Linked DNA regions of Homo sapiens: region 2 is linked to region 1. A link is an interaction called in ENCODE POLR2A ChIA-PET data of the cell type or tissue named here. Cell type or tissue: Panc1. All regions are shown on one strand.

Region 1 (8,000 bases):
CTGGCATGTACCTGGTAAGTCATTCTTGGTCTTGGACATGTTCTTAGAGTCATTGAGAAAGATCTTGAGATTATGTAACTGCCATTACTGGATTTGTCACATCCATCTGTTTATGTCTCTGCTGTAAAATTATTAGGGCACAGTACTTCTAGGAATGTAAAGATGTGATGTCACCTGCCACTTGGCACATCTCCACATCACATCTCTGGAGCCTGTGGTTGCTTGGCCTTGTGTGCACAAAGCTATCAGCCCATAGACAAAGGTGGCTAAAATTCTGTGCGGTTTTATTTCTTTCTAATCAAACTATAAGTGGCTTTGTTTCTTTCTGATCAGATATTCTTTTGCATAGAAGAGGATAGTAAAAGCGTGGACCTAAGACAGACAATACTACCAATTAGAAAGAGCCAGAGAGAAGACTCAGGACCAAAAAGCCAGTTTTAAGTCTTGACTAATTTTATGACTTCAGGCAAGTCACTCACCTTTTCTGAGTGTTAGTCTCCTATCTATAAAATAAAAAATGCCGACCTACTAGGTTGTTATGAAGACCAAATGAGATAATGTGTTAAAGTAACTAGTTCAACACCTAGCACATGATAGGCACCTAAATAAGACAAAGTCTTTAGCTCAATACCTAGTGCATGGGTGTTACTCCAGAAATATTAGCTGAATCTGAATTTGAGTTCCTTCAGAGCAGGCACTCAGTTCATCATTGCTGTTTGAACATACGTATCAATACACGAATGGTTATGGTTAACTTAGTAGTCTGTATGTAGGGCAACACTTGTATGTTAAATCCTCTAGCAATGGATAAGTGAGATAAGCCAAATATTTAGAGTATGAGTATTTGTCACACAGGTTGTGAGAATGGGAGAGTTAATGGTTCTTAGGTGGAACATGATGTTTAGAGAGAGTTTTAACTCTGAATACAGGAGGAGCTAGATCAGAACAATCTTCTCAATTTATATCATAATACAAGTTCTTTGTTGCAGCAGAATCCACCCTCAATTCAATGATTCATTTGTTAGTTTACTACTGCTATTAAATTTGTGTTCAAAAGAGTTAAAGTATTTCAACATTTTTGCTTCCGGCTCTTATTACTAATTATTTACATCAATGGTAATGGAGACTCTTGGAGAGGTAGAGAGAAGAACAAGAAGACTCCAGGTAACAGAGACACACTCAAGACTGCTCCTGATTGTTATTTCCTCTCTCAACCCAGCTTTGTGATTGTATCACCTTTGGCTAAAACCACATCCTGAAACATGACTGTGCCTCTTTGTACTGCCTCAAGCATATTTGCCCTACAATGTGAGATCTTTTGCCCTTTCCAGGGAAGGATACTTAAGTCCAGTCCTGATAATAAGGCAGAGTGACTCCAGGGAAAAATGCCTGGTGTCTGGGCTCTGCTCTGTTGGGTTTATGATGAAAAACTGCAAATCAAAAGCTTTATGTACAGTAATGGTGCTTTTAAAGTCTGAGAGTGCTACATAAATATACATTCCTTGTTAAAAAAATAGTTAATTCTCTTTAGCAGTTTGCTAGTATATTAACTTTCACCTCCTACAAATATGATATTTTAGTAAACAGTTATACTATATACCTTACAAAATCTGAATTAAACAGTGTTTTTTGTTTTCTGTCTTGTGTACGTATAGTAAAAATGACACAGAATACAAACAGCTATGGAACATGAGTGTGACAATACTCAGCATATAGGTATTAGGGACCCATCACTGTTTGAAAGGTGATACTGTTTCTTTCTTTCTTTCTTTCTTTCTTTCTTTCTTTCTTTCCTTCCTTCCTTCCTTCCTTCCTTCCTTCCTTCCTTCCTTCCTTCCTTCCTTCTTTCTTTCTTTCTTTCTTTCTTTCTTTCTTTCTTTCTTTCTTTCTTTCCTTCCTTCTTTCCTTCTTTCCTTCTTTCCTTCTTTCCTTCTTTCCTTCTTTCCTTCTTTCTTTCTTTCCTTCTTTCCTTCTTTCCTTCTTTCCTTCTTTCCTTCTTTCCTTCTTTCTTTCTTTCTTTCTTTCTTTCTTTCTTTCTTTCTTTCTTTCTTTCTTTCTTTCTTTCGTTCTTTTCTTTCTTTTTGAGATAGAGTCTCGCTCTGTCACCCAGGCTGGAGTACAGTGGCATGTTCTTGGCTCCCTGCAACTCTGCCTCCCAGGTTCAAGTGATTCTCCTGCCTCAGCCTCCTGAGTAGCTGGGATTACAGGCGCCCGCTACCACGCCCAGCTAATTTTTGTATTTTTAGTAGAGACGGGGGTTTCGCCATCTTGGCCAGGCTGGTCTTGAACTGCTGACCTCAAGTGATCCACCCACCTCGGCCTCCCAAAGTGCTGGGATTATAAGCATGAGCCATAGCTCCCAGCTAATACTGTTCTTTTTTGTGAGTTTTAATCACTAAGTTTCTTCTGTTTGCGTAGCTATGACACATGGCATCCCTCCTGCCCCTACAAATTGATTTCTACTCCTTTACTGAATACCAGTGGTCCTGGGCTCATAAATCTACAAAGTGGAATCCAGAAGAAATCAGAATAAAAGACAATACATATTTTAAAAAATTTTCTACAGATGGATAGAATACTAATTTTCCATTTCCTTTCTTCCTTTCACCTTCTATTCTTTCTGATACCATTCTTTTTTTTTTTTTTTTTTAAAGATGGAGTCTTGCTCTGTCACCCAGGCTGGAGTGCAGTGGCACGAACTTGGCTCACTGCAACTTCCTCCTCCTGGGTTCAAGCGATTCTCCTGCCTCAGCCTCCCAAGTAGCTGGGATTGCATGCGCCTGCCACCATGCCCGGCTAATTTTTTGTATTTTTAGTAGAGACAGTGTTTCACCATGTTAGCCAGAATGGTCTTGATCTCTTGACCTCATGATCTGCCCACCTTGGTCTCCCAAAGTGCTGGGATTACAGGCGTGAGCCACGCGCCTGGCCTCCATCCATACATTTTTTTAAAAAATAAACAACATTTTGAAGATATTGTAGAGTCTGTTCTCACACTGCTATAAAGAACTACCTGACCTGGATAATTTATGAAGAAAGAGGTTTAATTGACTCACAGTTCCATAGGCTGTACAGGAAGCATGGCTGGAAGGTCTCAGGAAACTTACCGTCATGGCAGAAGGTGAAGGGGAAGCAAGCACGTCTCACCATGGTAGAAAGAGAGAGAGAGTGAAGGGGGGGAAGTGCCACACACCTTTAAACATTTATCAGATCTCGTGAGAACTTACTATCGCAAGAGCAAGGGAGAAATCTGCCCCCATGATCCAATTACCTCCCACCAGATCCCTCCCCCAACATTGGGAATTACAGTTTGACATGAGATTTGAGTGGGGACACAGAGCCAAACCATATCAAATATTTTCTGCCGTAAGTGTCTGGATGTACCATACCCAGGGTTCTCAGTTTTAGATAACATAATTGTTATCTAATTATACAGATATAAGATATACTCTCAGCCTGGAGGACTAGTCTCTGGCAAGAATTCAGGGAGACAAAATGTGGCTAAGATCTTAGTGTAGGAAGAGCCCACCCTTCTCTGACTGGGAGCAGACAGATCTTCTCCCTCTTAGGATTCCGTATTGGGAGTTGGGACCTCTGCCTACCATCTTTCCAGGAATTTTCTCCAAATGAACAGGACATTTCATGACAGTTTGCCAAAATGAAACACGTTCATTATAATGGGTATCAATGAAATTTTCACTCTGATATGAACCACATCTTTGTTTTCCAAAGTTTTAGAAACAGAGTGTATGTTCTTGTAAACTAATTGGTCTAGGGAAAATACCTCTTTGAGAGGACATAATTAACTCTCCCTACTCAGATGTCTTAAAATCCATGGAGTTTTGTCTTAAAAAGAATTGCTGCAGCTGAGAATGGGATACTGCCTTAGTCTGTTTTGTGCAGCTGTAACAGAATACCTGAGACTGGATAATTTGTAATGAACAGAAATTTATTGGTTCATAGTTCTTTAGTTGGGAAGTCCAAGATTGAAGCACTGGTATCTATCAGGGACCTTCTTGCTGTGTCATCTCATGGTGAAAGGCATAGGATGTCAGAGGGCAAAAAGAGGATGGGAGAGAGGAAAGGTGACTGACCTTATTTTATAAGGAACCTACTTCCACACATTCATCTATTCATAAATGCAGAGCCCTCATGTTCTAATTACCTCTCATTGGAACCTACCTCCCAACAAACACTGTTGCATTAAAGGTTAAGTTTCCAACATATGCTTTCTGAGGGACACATTCAAACCTTAGCAGATACCAAGGGGCAACTCACAACTAACAAGACTTGGGTAATGGTAGATGACTAAGTGCTTACTGTGTAATTAGCAATTTCACTTGTTCTAAAGAAGCATTTCTCAAGAGACAGCTGCAGTCCATCTTCATCAAAATCGTTAAAAATGAAGATTGTTGAGGATCCCTCCAGGCCTTCAGAATTAGAAATTTTAAGAGGAGCTCTTGAAGTCAGCAATTTTTATAAATCCCCAGATGAACTTTAAACCCACTAAAGTTTGAGAAACACCAGGAATGTAAAGGAATGCAGGTCTATTAAAAATTGTTAAAGCTCTTGTTAAAATCACTCATTTTCAGCCTGTCCTCTCCCTGCTTATAATAATCACTGTATATATAGTTTTATTAAATATTGCATTTATATTTTACTAAGAAAGATGCTATTCTAAGGCTTAATGAATTAAAAAAAACAGGTTGTTGCAGCTGAGTCGGTTTCTTCACAGAGATGGATATTCGTAAAGTGTTAGGTGGCTATTTGGGTGAAAGATCAACAAGCCCACTGGAAACTTTTGGAAGGTGAGCTGGCATGGAATTTCTGGAAGAAAGGGAACATTTTCTGACAGCAGTTGGTCAATGCAGAACTTTCAGATAATGATGGATTGGCAGTCGAAGGGCTACCTAAGCTAAGTGTCACCAAAGTGCCTTTGGTCTGTTTGACCTGCTTAGTGTCTAGTAGCTTCTTAGTTTAGAAAAAACTGAAGGCTGCTTCAATTTATTTACAAATGTGTTGTTCGGAACTGGTGCCACTATTATGAGTGTTCACCTAGTAGTTCTTAGAGCCTCATTCGTATTAGAGTTACCTACATTCTCTACTTCTTGTTGGCACATGAAGCATTAAAATGAGGGCTTCAAGGTCACTTTAGAGGAGAAAAGCCCCTCAAATCAACTCCCCTCTTTCCTTAGCTTGAAATCTCTCATGATAAGCCCAACATGTGCATCTAAATCCCACTGCTCCACCCCTTCCTCCTTACTTACTGTGTCACGGGGTTTTAAACCCTTGGAGTTGGGCACATCTGCACACAAATCCTGTTTCCATCACCTGTAGTCTGCAGGCTTTGTGGGTCTTACGCTTATATCAGTTTCGAAATACTCTTTCAAAAATAGATAAGAAAATGTATGAACATGCAAACATGTTTCTAAGAACCCTTTCTGGAACCTTAGAAAAGCCTATGCTAGTGGAGGACTTGTAGCCTAAGCTACAAGGGGTAAGTTACCTGATACTCTACATTACATATACATATATAAGAATATAAGTATATGCACATACCTACATACATACCCCTCAGAGAACTATGGGAATTGACAGAGATGATATATACTGGCTCAGAGCAAGTTTTCAATAAATTGCAGCTGTTGTGGTTAAGTCCCACAGAGATAGGTTCAAATAAAATGGTTGCAAATTATCAACTCAAATAAGGAAGTATTAAAAGCAGCATGCAATTTCTTGTAAGAACTCATCAAAGCAAAAACTAGATGCATGCAATTATAACAGTAGAATACAAATAATCAATATAGACATTCTAATAGTTCACTACATAAGTGATTTCAACATAGTGGTTAAGATCTTGAACATGAAGTGGACTGTCTGTGTTCACTTCTTGCCCCATCATTGACAGACTGAGGGTAAACTAGTTAATCCCACTGTGATTCATTTCCCCTTGATTTCTAAAGTGGAGAGAGCATGCTGCTTGTTACGCAGGGCTGAGGATTGAGTGGAGTAATGTGTGCAAAACACTCAGTGTAGTGCCTGGCACATAGTAGGTATCACTAAATGGTAGCTGTTGACAGTCTTAGAATCACAATAACATTTGATGAGACTCTGATCTCTCAGAAAAGCAATAATTATTTTTTTCCCAAAAGTGACTCAAAGAAGAAGCTTCTGAGAAGGAAGGACTTAACTGTGGTATCAAAGACAGTTAGTTGCACTGAGAATAATACAAGGCTGGGGAAAATTCTCTCTCATCTGTGCTTCTCTGAGGTTGCATATATCCTTTTATTATAAAACGTCTTAGAGGTACTGCAATTACTTGTTAATTTGTCTGCTTGTTCTATTTGATTACAAATACCTATAAAGCAGTTCCATTAGACTTTGTAGCCTTTCTGCCTAGCATGGGGTCTGGCATTGAGATGGCACATCATAACTATCTGTTGAATGAAAGATTGAATGGATGGGCAAATTCCTGTTTCTTCTGGCATTTTCTCCCAGGTTATCTGGGAGATTTTCAATCTTCTCCACTCTGCTCTGAACTCCCACTTCAGCTCTGGGAGAGTCTCCTCGTCGGATCCCTCTGTTTCAGCCTACTTACTGGATGACATGGCTCATTCCAGAAGGACATAGGGTACTTGCATTTTGAAGATGCTGGTTATGCCAGGTTCTCCTTGATCATGAAGACTCAGCACATTGGGACACTCAATTCACTGCGGCTAAAGTTCATTATCATAGTGAATATTTTAAGTGTGATTGAGAAGATTATTTCTACATAAGCAGCATTTTGCAGGAGTTAGTTGCTGGGAGGATGGATTAGTTCAGTGTTTGCTTTCGGATTTTGTGATGGTTTAGGTACTTTCCCTGGTGATGATCCTTGTTACTGTTAAACGTTTTCTGTTATTATTTTTATACAGTCTGTGGATAACGTTAGTGAAGAACATCTTAAACATCTCTCATGATTAGTAGGCTGTGTTCCTGTCAATAGTGGCCCTCATGCTCCCCATTCTGGTGGAATATTAATATTTGGTTATGAAAGAGATTTGAAATAACTCTGGCATGCTGGGAATGACACTAAGGATCTTAGGTGAAATCCATATTCCCAACAGAGAGATTCTTTCCCCAGATTTAAATGTCCTTTAGTGTTTTAGTCATTTTGAACTGTGTGTTCATTCCACTTAGCTTATTTTTGTGTGTGAAGGAAACCAAAAGAACATGGGAGACTCTGCTAATATTTACAGATGGGTTTTAGTTCCCCTACTGATGTGTACTTATCAGGGCTCTTTAAGGCTATACTTACAATGAGATCTTAAGTGTGTGTGATGACTGTCAAAAGGCAGTGAGAGAGACTTCCATCTACGGGGTGTCTGGATGGTTCTGTTTGTGCTGAACTTTTCCACTTTCATGAGTTTAGAAAAGCTGCAGGCCTGAGGAGTCATTTAACGTGTTTTGCCCATTTAAAGCAAATGCATTTCAGCATTTATAGACAATATTTCTGGGTGCCCTTTTATCCTCTCTTGAAGGCTATAGGTTGCAATGAGCATCCTGGCTCTCTGCCTCGTTTTCCAGCTGGCTCCTCCTCTTCTCATGTGTGCTTTCTTTCCTTATGGCTGGAGCCAACTGACCCAGAGATGTAGGTGGATCTAGGCTGTAGTCTTCTAAGAGCACAATTAGGGTGACCAGATGTCTTAGGACTGAGGGGTTTCTAGGCCCTGCACTTTCAGTGCTGAAGTAGGGAAATTCCTGGGAAAACTAGAATAGTTGGTCACCCAACTTTTATGGTTGTCAGGGGATCTTTAAAATTCCTAATTCAGGAACTCCAGTGACTGACCATTAAGTCTGTGCTCCTCAATGATTGCTTACGCATTGAATTTTGCCTTGTTCCTAAGGCCAACACCACACCTTGCACCCACATCCAGTAGAAAGATCTTGGTCATACTTCTTTAAGATGGAGCTCCTGTTTTGTTTATCTGCCTAGTACTCCAGATCCTCTTAGCCTGGTC
Region 2 (8,000 bases), 180 kb before region 1:
TCAGAGGTGATTAAGTGATATGCAGGGATATAACAAAAAATGTAACATTCCTGTCATCAGCATTTCAGAAGAAGAGAAAGAAGGCAGGGTTGAAAAAGTTCCCAAAGAACAGGGCCCTCACAAATGGATTAATGGTGTTACTGCAGGAGTGGGTTAGTTATTGTGGGAGTGGGTTCCTGATAAAAGCATGCATTTGGCCCCTTCATCTCTCTTGCACTTGCTCTCATTCTCTCTTGCCCTCTGCCTTCCGCCATGGGATGACTCAGTAAGAATGCCCTTGCAAAATGCAGGCACCATTCTCTTGGATTTCCCTGCTTCCAGAACAATAAGCCAAATAAATTTCTCTTCATCGTAAACTACCCAGTCTCAGGTAGTCTGTTATCGTAACAGAAAATGAACTAATATAACATCCAATAGAAATATACAGATATAGTTAAATTTACAAATATGGGGCTCGAGAATTTGGAACATCCTAAGAATTTGAGAATTGTGAACATTTAATATTCAGTAATACTTGGTACCATGAGACAATAGAGAAGATAAAGATGTCCTCAACCAAACCTTAAGGGATGCTAACATTTTAAAGATCTTGCTTGGCAGTAGTATGGTATGGCATATAAATTATACCTCATTAAAGCTATTAAAAAAACTACTGAAGGGAAAATTCTACGTTATAAACATATCGTCTTTTTCTGTATTAATCTTTAATTTCTTTTTTTTTTTTTTTTTTGAGACGGAGTCTCACTCTGTCGCCCAGGCTGGAGTGCAGTGGCGCGATCTCGGCTCACTGCAAGCTCCGCCTCCCGAGTTCACGCCATTCTCCTGCCTCAGCCTCCCGAGTAGCTGGGACTACAGGCGCCGGCCACCACGCCCGGCTAATTTTTTGTGTTTTTAGTAGAGGTGGGGTTTCACTGTGTTAGCCAGGATGGTCTGGATCTCCTGACCTCATGATCCGCCCGCCTCTGCCTCCCAAAGTGTTGGGATTACAGGCGTGAGCTACCGCGCCAGGCCTAATCTTTAATTTCAATGCAATTACCATTTTTTCTTGTTTTCAAAACTTAACAAAATTATTCTAATGTTTATATGTGAGAAAAGCCAGGAAATACCAAAAAAGAATTCTAGAAAAGAAGAGTGATGGCTATGAAGAGACAGAGTAGGAGCAATTTACTAACCCATCATAGTGATTTCAAGAGTTGAGTATTAGTTAGCTGGGTATGGTGGTAGCATGACTGTAGTCCCAGATACTTGGGAGGCTGAGACAGGAGGATTGCTTGAGCCTAGGAGTTCGAGGCTGCAACGAGCTATAATCGCACCACTGCACTCCAGCCTGGGTGACAGAGTGAGACTCTGTCTCAAAAAAAAAAAAAAAAAGAGTATTAGGACATGATATTATAGACAGATCAATATAACAAAATGGAGAATCCAGAAAAAGACTCAAATACATATAGGCACTTAACATATGTTGAAAGAAACATTTCAAATTTATTATAAGATGTACTGGTAAAAATGGCTAGTTAACTGGAAAAAAAAAATAAGCTGGAAACTTCCGTCACCTTTTAAAGTGAAGTATATCCCAGATGGATCAAATATTTAAATGCAGAAATTGAAAATGTATTCCAAATAGAAAATAGAAGACTTTTTTTTTTTTAATTGATCATTCTTGGGTGTTTCTCGCAGAGGGGGATTGGGCATGGTCACAGGACAATAGTGGAGGGAAGGTCAGCAGATAAACAAGTGAACAAAGGTCTCTGGTTTTCCTAGGCAGAGGACCCTGCGGCCTTCCGCAGTGTTTGTGTCCCTGGGTACTTGAGATTAGGGAGTGGTGATGACTCTTAAGGAGCATGCTGCCTTCAAGCATCTGTTTAACAAAGCACATCTTGCACCGCCCTTAATCCATTCAACCCTGAGTGGATACAGCACATGTTTCAGAGAGCACAGGGTTGGGGGTAAGGTCACAGATCTACAGGATCCCAAGGCAGAAGAATTTTTCTTAGTACAGAACAAAATGAAAAGTCTCCCATGTCTACCTCTTTCTACACAGACACAGCAACCATCCGATTTCTCAATCTTTTCCCCACCTTTCCCCCCTTTCTATTCCACAAAACCGCCATTGTCATCATGGCCCGTTCTCAGTGAGCTGTTGGGTACACCACCCAGACCGGGTGGTGGCCGGGCAGAGGGGCTCCTCACTTCCCAGTAGGGGCGGCCGGGCAGAGGCGCCCCTCACCTCCCGGGGGGGGGCTGACCACCCCCACCTCCCTCCCGGACGGGGCGGCTGGCCGGGCGGGGGGCTGACCCCCCAACCTCCCTCCCGGACGGGGCGGCTGGCCGGGCAGAGGGGCTCCTCACTTCCCAGTAGGGGCGGCCGGGCAGAGGCGCCCCTCACCTCCCGGACAGGGCGGCTGGCCGGGCGGGGGGCTGACCCCCCCACCTCCCTCCCGGACGGCGCGGCTGGCCGGGTCGGGGGCTGACCCCCCCACCTCCCTCCCGGATGGGGCGGCTGGCCAGGCGGGGGGCTGACCCCCCAACCTCCCTCCCGGACGGGGCGGCTGGCCGGGCAGAGGGGCTCCTCACTTCCCAGTAGGGGCGGCCGGGCAGAGGCGCCCCTCACCTCCCAGACGGGGCGGCTGGCCGGGCGGGGGGCTGACCCCCCCACCTCCCTCCCGGACGGGGCGGCTGGCCGGGCAGAGGGGCTCCTCACTTCCCAGTAGGGGCGGCCGGGCAGAGGCGCCCCTCACCTCCCGGACGGGGCGGCTGGCCGGGCGGGGGGCTGACCCCCCCACCTCCCTCCCGGACGGGGCGGCTGGCCGGGTGGGGGGCTGACCCCCCCCACCTCCCTCCCGGAAGGGGCGGCTGGCCGGGCGGGGGGCTGACCCCCCCCCACCTCCCTTCCGGACGAGGTGGCTGCCGGGTAGAGACGCTCCTCACTTCCCAGACGGGGTGGCTGCTGGGCGGAGGGGCTCCTCACTTCTCAGACCCAGCGGCTGCCGGGCGGAGGGGCTCCTCACTTCTCAGACGGGGTGGTTGCCAGGCAGAGGGTCTCCTCACTTCTCAGACCGGGTGGCCGGGCAGAGACGCTCCTCGCATCCCGGACGGGGCGGCAGGGCAGAGGTGCTCCCCACATCTCAGACGATGGGCGGCCGGGCAGAGACGCTCCTCACTTCCCACATGGGATGGCGGCTGGGAAGAGGCGCTCCTCACTTCCTAGATGGCAGGGCGGCTGGGCAGAGACGCTCCTCACTTTCCAGACTAGGCAGCCAGGCAGAGGGGCTCCTCACATCCCAGACGATGGGTGGCCGGGCAGAGACGCTCCTCACTTCCCAGACGGGGTGGCGGCCGGGCAGAGGCTGCAATCTCGGCACTTTGGGAGGCCAAGGCAGGCTGCTGGGAGGTGGAGGTTGTAGCGAGCCGAGATCACGCCACTGCACTCCAGCCTGGGCACCATTGAGCACTGAGTGAACCAGACTCCGTCTGCAATCCCCGCATCTCGGGAGGCCGAGGCTGGCGGATCACTCGCGGTTAGGAGCTGGAGACCAGCCCGGCCAACACAGCGAAACCCCGTCTCCACCAAAAAAATACGAAAACCAGTCAGGGGTGGCGGCGCGCGCCTGCAATCGCAGGCACTCGGCAGGCTGAGGCAGGAGAATCAGGCAGGGAGGTTGCAGTGAGCCGAGATGGCAGCAGTACCGTCCAGCTTCGGCTCGGAATCAGAGGGAGACCGTGGAAAGAGAGGGAGAGGGAGACCATGGGGAGACGGGAGAGGGAGAGGGAGAGGGTTTTTTTTGGTTTTTTTTTTTTATTTTTATTTTTTGAGACGGAGTTTCACTCTTTTTGCCCAGGCTGGAGTGCAATGGCACGATCTCAACTCACTGCAACCTCTGACTCCCAGGTTCCAGTGATTCTGTCTCAGCCTCCCAAGTAGCTGGGACTTCAGGCACGCACCAACACACCCGGGTAATTTTGTTGTATTTTTTAGTAGAGACAGGGTTTCGTTATGTTACCCAGGCTGATCTAAAACTCCTGGACTCAAGCTATCCACCCTCCTTGGCCTCCCCAAGTGGTGGGATTACAGGTGTGAGCCACCGTGCTAGGCCAAAAGGAACTATGTATTAAGAATTTTCTTTTAAAGAAAAGAAGCAGGGGACTGAGTACAATTGTAAATTTCTGTTCTGTATGGCAACTTTCTGGAAAGTAACTTGGCAATATCTATCAAAATTTAAAATGTACATGTTGATACAACAATCCACCTCTGTAAGTTTATTATTGAATACACAGTATTCAGTTTACCATACTATATATATAAAAAGACCTTGCATTATAGGATTGTTCATATTAGTAAAAATGTGGAAACAACCCAAGTGTCCATCAATAGGTAAAGAATTAAATAAGTTATGGCATATCTACATGATTCAGTATAACAGCCGACAGTTACAAAGAATGAGGTAGATCACTATATGTTGACAGTGAATAGATCTACAAAATATATTTGGTGGGGAGGGAGATAGGAAATAGGAGGAAAAAGTATATATTATCCCCTTTGGATTTAAATATGTATACTGTATATATCTCACATTGTACATATTTATACATTATACCAGCATTTTTCACATATATATATGTATAATGCTTAAGATGTTTTAATGTTAACAGGGGTGACTTAAGCTACAGGACAATTAACACTTATTTTCTCTTTATGTTCCTCTGCTTCTTAAAAACTAATAAATAGGCCGGGCGCAGTGGCTCACACCTGTAATCCCAGCACTTTGGGAGGCCGAGGCGGGCGGATCATGAGGTCAGGAGATCAAGACCATCCTGGCTAACACGGTGAAACCCCATCTCTACTAAAAATACAAAAAATTAACCGGGTGTGGTGTTGGGCGCCTGTAGTCCCAGCTATTTGGGAGGCTGAGGCAGGAGAATGGCGTGAACGCGCCGAGGTGGAGCTTGCAGTGAACCAAGATTGCGCCACTGCACTACAGCCTGGGTGACAGAGCGAGACTCCGTTTCAAAAAAAAAAAAAAAAAAACTAATAAATGCCATGCACAGTGGCTCATACCTGTAATGCTAGCACTTTGGGAGGCCAAGGCAGGAGGATTGCTTGAGCCCAGGAGGTCAAGACCAGTCTGGACAACATAGCAAGACCTTGTTTCTACAAATAAAAAATGAAGCCGGGCGTGGCAGTGCATACCTGTGGTCCTAGCTACTCAGAAGTCTGAGGTGGGAGGATTGCTTGGGCGTGGGAGGTTGAGGTTGCAGTGAGCGGGGATCATGCCACTGCACTCCAGCTGTGGTGACAGAGCTAGACCCTGTCTCAAAAAAACCTAATAAACATTAATATTTACTTAAAAAGAAGAAATTGACCATCCACGTAACCAAACTCTCTGACTGACTTTGTTCATTCTAGGTTTCCAGTGTAACCAGTCATATCCTCTCTTCTGGCTACATTATTGATACAGCTTTTTGACTACATAATTGGTTTACTTTGATGAAATTGCCCATTATGGTAGCTCAAGTTGTCCACTCAACTATCTAGACACAGAAGAATGTGGTGTCTACTTACTATTAAGAGTTTTTTTGTGTTTGTTTTTTTATAGATGGTCTCAGTATGTTGCTCAGGCTGGTCTTAGCATAGGACTTAGCATATTATATCTGAAAGTAGAGTAATAGGGAAAGAGACTAATTAAATTGTACAATTTATGAAGAAACCAAGTACAATTTTAGTAAGTACACATGTTGATGTATTCATTTCTTCCAAGATTGCATATGTAAATTGTCTCTCTTATCTTTACCTCCTTAGAAACTTACACATGTCCAAAAATGATTGAGATGGAGCAGGCGGAGGCCCAGCTTGCTGAGTTAGACCTGCTAGCCAGTATGTTCCCTGGTGAGAATGAGCTCATAGTGAATGACCAGCTGGCTGTAGCAGAACTGAAAGATTGTATTGAAAAGAAGACAATGGAGGGGCGATCTTCAAAAGTCTACTTTACTATCAATATGAACCTGGATGTATCTGACGAAAAAATGGTAATTCAGTTTTGCTTTTAGAGGGATTGAAACATGTTGAGACTTAAAACATTGGTTAGTGCACTTTTTCTTCTTCTCTTTAATCAGGCGATGTTTTCTCTGGCCTGTATTCTTCCCTTTAAATACCCGGCAGTTCTGCCTGAAATTACTGTCAGGTACGTTACAGAAGCTCTGGCCAACTTTGGAGGTCAAAATTAATCTGAGAATAAAAGCAATTCTCGAATTTGTTTTCTGTTCCAAGACAATATTTTTCTTGTATCTTTTCTATTAGATCAGTATTATTGAGTAGATCCCAGCAGACTCAGCTGAACACAGATCTGACTGCATTCCTGCAAAAACATTGTCATGGAGATGTTTGTATACTGAATGCCACAGAGTGGGTTAGAGAACACGCCTCTGGCTATGTCAGCAGAGATACTTCATCTTCACCCACCACAGGAAGCACAGTCCAGTCAGTTGACCTCATCTTCACGAGACTCTGGATCTACAGCCATCATATCTATAACAAATGCAAAAGAAAGAATATTCTAGAGTGGGCAAAGGAGCTTTCCCTGTCTGGGTTTAGCATGCCTGGAAAACCTGGTGTTGTTTGTGTGGAAGGCCCACAAAGTGCCTGTGAAGAATTCTGGTCAAGGTTTGCTTTTACATATGTATATGAAGTCATGTCAATAATGTTAATACTAAACAAGATACAGTCATGTGCTGCCTAGTGACGTTTTGGTCAACAGTGGACAACACATAAAACAGTGATGCCATAAGATTATAATGGAGCACATATAGAAACCTGATATATGGCACTTGATCTTCCCACTATTGAATATCAGAATGATATTCAGTAATGGTGCTGGGACATTTGGTTTTCTATATGAAAAAATATAAATGCAAAAAAAGTACCATCTAGGTTTGTGTAAGTACACTCTGTCGTGGTGGTACAACAACAAAATAGCCTAAAGATACATTTCTCAGAATGTATCCCCGTTGTTAAGCAACACATGACTATTAGAGATGTGGAGATAAGTATGTCCCAGGGGTTGTGTCTTTATGGGGATTCAATCTCAAGTTGATGGATATGGCAGAAATCACATGTAGTCAGCATTTTCCCCGTCACCTGACAAGTGCATGTAGGAGACATTCTGTAAATATGCACTGAATGAATTGAGCTCCTGCCCCAGACACTATGACCCCATCCACTTCCATGGATCTGGTCCTTCCCTCATTTTAGTGATGCTGCAAACTGTATACCCTGTGAAGTAAGGAGCTTTCTAGAAGCATTAGAATTGCCACTAGTCTCATTTCTCTACTGATATACTAAATGAATTTCTGAGAAGGTCCATAGTAGTTTGGGATTCAGTAATTCCTACATTTCTAAACTACTGATACATGGCTGTAGTAAGGGCAACAAATGAGTTCAGAGATGAGATTATGACCAGAATCATATTTGATTAAAATAAATCCCTGTGAGATAAAAGTAGACTTCTTGGACGGGGTGTGTATGACTCACACCTGTAATCCCAGCACTTTGGGAGGCTGAGGCCAGAGTATCACTTGCAGCCAGGAGTTTGAAACCAGCATGAGCAACATAGCAAGACCTGCCTCTACTAAATCAATAAGTAAAAGTTATAAACATTTTAAAAAGTAGACTACTTCTAGGAAAAGGCATTGATAAATCTGTTTTATAACTTCTGTTTTAAATGCTCTAGAATATACATTTTGAAAATGTTTACTTTGGAAATTTCTTTTCAGACTCAGAAAATTAAACTGGAAGAGAATTTTAATTCGCCATCGAGAAGACATTCCTTTTGATGGTACAAATGATGAAACGGAAAGACAAAGGAAATTTTCCATTTTTGAAGAAAAAGTGTTCAGTGTTAATGGAGCCAGGGGAAACCACATGGACTTTGGTCAGCTCTATCAGTTCTTAAACACCAAAGGATGTGGGGATGTTTTCCAGATGTTCTTTGGTGTAGAAGGACAAT

The links. ChIA-PET counts read pairs that join two places held together with the same protein. Peaks named below come from ENCODE experiments on the same cell type or tissue, not always from the same donor. Only the 100,000 strongest peaks of a DNase experiment are listed, where the experiment ranks them.
Region 2: POLR2A ChIA-PET joins it to region 1 with 8 read pairs; 4 of 35 experiments call an interaction of 5 or more read pairs at or near these places.

Annotation. Positions count from the first base shown.
Region 1 is chr21:28,825,528-28,833,527 of GRCh38, reverse strand. It overlaps a transcript of HEMK2 not described here. Among named protein-coding and RNA genes, the nearest start is that of HEMK2, 56 kb to the left of the region's middle. In Panc1, no CTCF peak of the experiment used is centred here; a DNase peak (open chromatin) is centred at 1,197; H3K27ac peaks cover 2,971 bases.
Region 2 is chr21:29,006,419-29,014,418 of GRCh38, reverse strand. RWDD2B (RWD domain containing 2B) reads left to right here. Exons shown (of 5, transcript NM_016940.3): 2 at 5,798-6,024; 3 at 6,112-6,179; 4 at 6,296-6,658; 5 at 7,768-8,000. Among named protein-coding and RNA genes, the nearest start is that of RWDD2B, 8.9 kb to the left of the region's middle. RefSeq lists an enhancer at 1,575-2,155. In Panc1, no CTCF peak of the experiment used is centred here; no DNase peak of the experiment used is centred here.